Linked DNA regions of Homo sapiens: region 2 is linked to region 1. Evidence: read pairs that join two places in POLR2A ChIA-PET (ENCODE). Cell type or tissue: GM12878. All regions are shown on one strand. Region 1 overlaps STX6 (syntaxin 6). Region 2 overlaps XPR1 (xenotropic and polytropic retrovirus receptor 1).

The links. Peaks named below come from ENCODE experiments on the same cell type or tissue, not always from the same donor. Only the 100,000 strongest peaks of a DNase experiment are listed, where the experiment ranks them.
Region 2: POLR2A ChIA-PET joins it to region 1 with 6 read pairs; 4 of 35 experiments call an interaction of 5 or more read pairs at or near these places.

The regions. Positions count from the first base shown.
Region 1 is chr1:181,013,907-181,016,406 of GRCh38, forward strand. All of the region lies in intron 1 of STX6 (syntaxin 6), which reads right to left. Among named protein-coding and RNA genes, the nearest start is that of STX6, 7.7 kb to the right of the region's middle. In GM12878, no CTCF peak of the experiment used is centred here; DNase peaks (open chromatin) are centred at 702 and 976; H3K4me3 peaks cover 697 bases; H3K27ac peaks cover 1,182 bases.
Region 2 is chr1:180,874,053-180,876,552 of GRCh38, forward strand. The region is part of intron 13 of XPR1 (xenotropic and polytropic retrovirus receptor 1); the gene reads left to right. Among named protein-coding and RNA genes, the nearest start is that of LINC02816, 31 kb to the right of the region's middle. In GM12878, no CTCF peak of the experiment used is centred here; no DNase peak of the experiment used is centred here.

The sequences.
Region 1 (2,500 bases):
GCCTATACTTGTGTTCCAAGATGAAAGATGCAGATGGAAGGTATAGTGGTTGTCTTTTATGACTTAAGCTTCAGGAGTCAAGCAGCGTCACTTCTGCTTCAATCTGCTAGTCAAAGCAGTTTATAAAGGTCTGCCCAGGTTCAAAGGAAGGGAATACAAACTCCAGTTTGATAAAAGAATGCCAGCTTCACAATTTAATAAAAACAAACAGCCGGGCGTGGTGGCTCACGCCTGTAATCCCAGCACTTTGGGAAGCCGAGGTGGGTGGATCACCAGGTCAGGAGTTCGAGACCAGCCTGGCCAATACAGTCAAACCGTCTCTACTAAAAATACAAAAATTAGCCGGGTGTGGTGGCATGCACCTGTAAACCCAGCTACTCAGAAGGCTGAGGCAGAAGAATCGCTTGAACCCAGGAGGCGAAGGTTGCAGTAAGCCGAGATTGCACCACTGCACTCCAGCTTGGGAGACAGAGCAAGACTCCATCTCAAAAAAAAAAAAGAAAAAAAAAGAAAGAAAAGCAACACAGGACAGAACATTTATTGGTGCAGCCATCAATGGAAAAAATACAATCTGCCACAACTCTTTTATCTGGGACAGCACCTACTCTGCAAGTCTTTACAGAGGGATCCCCATTTCATCAATACAGTAAAAGAGGCTAGTCAAGGCTGAAAGTTTCCATTCTAGTAATGAAACATGAAAAATTCAGGTTGAGTGAGCCTCTGCAACACATCAGACTCCCACTCCTCACTCTTCTCCAACTGGTTCCTGCCCCATACCCCACAAACCTGGTTTCACCACTCATCTCTCCAGAAAGAGAGGAACTCTTTTTATTGCTTGACTTCTACATTCACATCGTTTGTATTTGAAAGGAAACACATGCACACCCTTTACTTGACTTTATTGCCATTTCCAAATTCAACCACACTGTGACATATTTTGTAATTACTCTTGTGAAAATGAAACATCATTTTTACTCAGTTACCTACAATTATATACAATTTTTGACCCTAACTTACTGCTGCTTCCACAACTCCACCAATGACACTGCAGGTCAAAGTCACGAGTGAATTTAACTTGTCCTCATTTTTGGTGCACTTGACACTATGGCCCATTATATCTATTTGCTTGAAACTCTCACTTTCTCTGTCTCTGTGACATTGTGCTGTTCTAGTTTTCTACCAGTTTTCTCCTTCCTCTTCCTCCACTGGATCCCAATGTTTCTCAGTACTCTTTGTGGCCTCTATGTGCTCATCAGCATTCACAAGTTCAAAGCACCCCTCTTAAGCTGATGACTCCCCCACTATACTTCCAACCCTAACCACTCAGCCAGGCTTAATTCCTATATTTTTAGCTGCCTATAGGATCATTCCATTTGCCTAAAACCAAATTAATCATATCCTCCCTACAAAACATAATGTATTCAAAACAAACAAAATAGAAAAATCTGCTTCCCTTTCTAGCTTCCTCATTTTAGCCAATAGTGCCACCATTTTCCAAGTTTCAACACTTGTCTAGACAAGAGTCATTTTTGACTCCTCCTCCTCCTTACCTTGCACAACCTCTACTTAAATCCAATCACTGAATTTTCAGATCTGGAAAGAACTTTCAAGATAATCTAGTTTGTGCTCCTTAAACATAAATAAGAGACCTTGGGGCTCAGACATATTGGCTGCTTGCCTCAAGTTCTTCCAACCCTGATTATAAGACACTTTCTATTACCAAGACTTATTTAATTGCATTTTTCCAAAACTTCCACACAAATCTTTTTTTTTTTTTTTGAGAGGGAGTTTTGCACTGTCACCAGGGCTGGAGTGCAGTGGCGTGATCTCAGCTCACTGCAAAAGAGGGTTCAAGCAATTCTCCTGCCTCAGCCTCCCAAGTAGCTGGGACTACAGGTGCCCACCACCACACCCAGCTAATTTTTTGTATCTTTGGTAGAGATGGGGTTTCACCATGTTGGCCAGGCTGGTCTCGAATTCCTGACCTCATGATTCGCCTGCCTTGGCCTCCCAAAGTGCTGGGATTACAGGCATGAGCCATCGCACCTGGCCCACAAATCTGTTTTCTTTGTAGAATCAGAAGATCTGGGTTTGAACCCTTAAAAGCTGACTATAAGCAAGTGAATAGTAACTGCTAGTTTAAAAACTGCCTCCTGATTTAGAATTTATGATAGAAATCAGATTAAATTTAAACTCCTCAGGCAGGTATTCAAACCCTCTCCCACTCCTCCTCCTAACCCAAACTGGCTGACTTTAGTATCAAGCATGGTTTCTCACTGAACAAATTCTGTTTCAGTTGGCAGGTCTTCTTCCCATCTTTATCTTTCTCATTCCTGGTTCTTGACTTCCACTCAGTTGTTTCCCCAGCCTAGAAGAGCCTTACACCTCAGCAGACACTTCCTTTAAGGCCCAGATTGACCAGCATTCCCAGCATGGGTCTTTCTTTTTTTTTCAATCTCCACAGCATCTCAACTCTACTGCAAAATCTTACACAATATAT
Region 2 (2,500 bases), 140 kb before region 1:
AACTTTTCTCAAATTTCTCCTCAGCCTTAGAATTGGAAAACCATGTTGGCCAGGCTGATCTCGAACTCTTGACCTCAGTTGATCCACCCACCTCGGCCTCCCAAAGTGCTGGGATTACAGGCGTGAGCTACTGTGCCCGGCCCAGAGGTTAATTCTTACAAAGTTAAAATAACCATTGATGATGACTTAAAAGCTTCTTTAGAACGGGGTTCCATTGAAAGGATAAGTGGAAATTGGGAGGTAAAATGGCTTAAAACAGAAATCAATCATTTTTTGCAATTTGGCAGTCTGAGTTATTCAGCCCAGCCTTCTCACTGAAAACAATAAAAATGCTAGATAAAATGTGTTTAAATCTGGCCAGGTGCACTGGCTCACTCCTGTAATCCCAACACTTTGGGAGGCCGAGGCCGGTGGATCACCTGAGGTCAGGAGTTCAAGACCAACCTGGCCAACATGGTGAAACGCTGTCTCTGCTAAAAATACAAAAATTAGCTGGGCATGGTGGTGGGCACCTGTAATCCCAGCTACTCGGGAGGCTGAGGCAGGAGAATCGCTTGAATCCAGGAGGCAGAGGTTGCAGTGAGCCAAGACTGCACTGTTGCACTCCAACCTGGGCAACAAGAGCAAAACTCCGTCTCAAAAAAAAAAGTGTTTAAATATTCTAAAAAAAAATCAGACAAGATAATCCAAAATCTAAATGAAAACAGGAGCCCCAAGATAAACAGAGCACTAACACTACCTTTGCACTATAGAAATTTGCCAAATCTGTAGACTTTGAAATTCACTTGTGACTGCCAATTAAAATTTGTATGCACCTAATAAAATGCCTTAAAATTTTGTAAAGCAAAAGCTGGCGTTGCTACAAGTAAATTTACAATTTCAGATTTTAACATATTTCCTTCAGTGATAGATAAATAACGGGTCAGTTAATTAATTAAACCTGAATGACATACGTAGAGAACTGCATCCAACTACTAAATACATATTCTTTTAAATACATGTAGAACATTTACCAAAATTAACCTTACACTGTGCCATAAAGGAAGTCTCAACAAATTGCAGGGATTATAATCACAAAAAGATAACTCAAAAGTCCCAAATGTTTAGAAATTAAGCAGTACATGTCTGATAACCCCAGGTCAAAATTGTAATGCAAATTTTAAAATATTTTGAGTAGCCAGGCATGATGGTTTATGCCTGTAATCCCAGCATTTTGGAAGGCCAAAGTGGGCAGATCACTTGAACTCAGGGGTTTGACACTGGCCTGGGCAACATGGCAAAACACATCTCTACAAAAAATACAAAAATTAGCTGGGCATGGTGGTGCGCGCCTGTAGTCCCAGGTACTCAGGAGGCTGAGGTGTAAGGGTCACTTGAGCCTGGGAGGCAGAGGTTGCAGTGAGTCAAGATCATGCCACTGCACTCCAGCCTGGGTGACAGAGCAAGACTCCGTCTCAAAAAAAAAAAAAAAAAAAATTTTTTTTTGAACAGAATGTAATTGAAAATGTGATAAAAGAGAAAAATGTAAAATGCAGCTAGGGCCATGCTTACAAGGAAATGTGTAACTTTACATGTATATATCAGAAAAGTATATAGCTCAGGAAATAAGAAAGATTTAAAAAACAGCAAATCCCAAAAGAAAGTAGAAGTAAATATAAAGAACGTAAATTAATGGAACAGAAAACAAACACACAATACAGAAAATTATTAATGATAAAGCCAAACTTAATTTCCTTAAAATGCCAAATACTGTTGATAAAGTACTTAAGACTGATAAAGCAAAAAAGAAAAGGAAGTACAAATTATGAATATCAAAAAACCTAAAGACATTTATTTAAAGAGTAAGACTATCTTATGAGCAACTTTATATCAATAAATTTAAAAATTTAGATGAATGGACAAATTACTGAAAAAGCAGTGTGCCAAAACCAATAAAGAAGAAATAGAAAATCTGTATTAAAGAAATTAAATTCATGTTAAAATACTTTGCACAAAGAAAACGCCAGGCCCAGGAATTCTTTCAAATATTTGAGGAAGAAATATTAACCAATTTTATACAAAACTCTTCCAGAAAAAAAAAGAGCATAAAAGGAAACACTTTCTAGTTTGTTCTCTGCAGCCAGCATAACTTTGATATATAAGCCTACAATGACATTTTAATAAAAACTAATCTGTCTCATGTACACAGTTGTAAAAATCCTGAATGAAATATTAGCATATGAATTCAACAATATATAAAAAGGGTAATACAAGTTAGGTTCGTTCTAGGAATGTAAGATTTAACATTCAAAAATCAATCAGGGCCAGGCACGGTGGTTCACACCTGTAATCCCAGCACTTTGGGAGGCTGAGGTGAGTGGATCATTTGAGGTCAGGAGTTCAAGACCAGCCTGGCCAACATGGTGAAACCCCATCTCTACTAAAAATAGAAAAATTAGCCGGGAGTAGTGGCGCATGCCTGTAGTCCCAGCTACTCAGGAGGCTGAGTTGGGAGAATTGC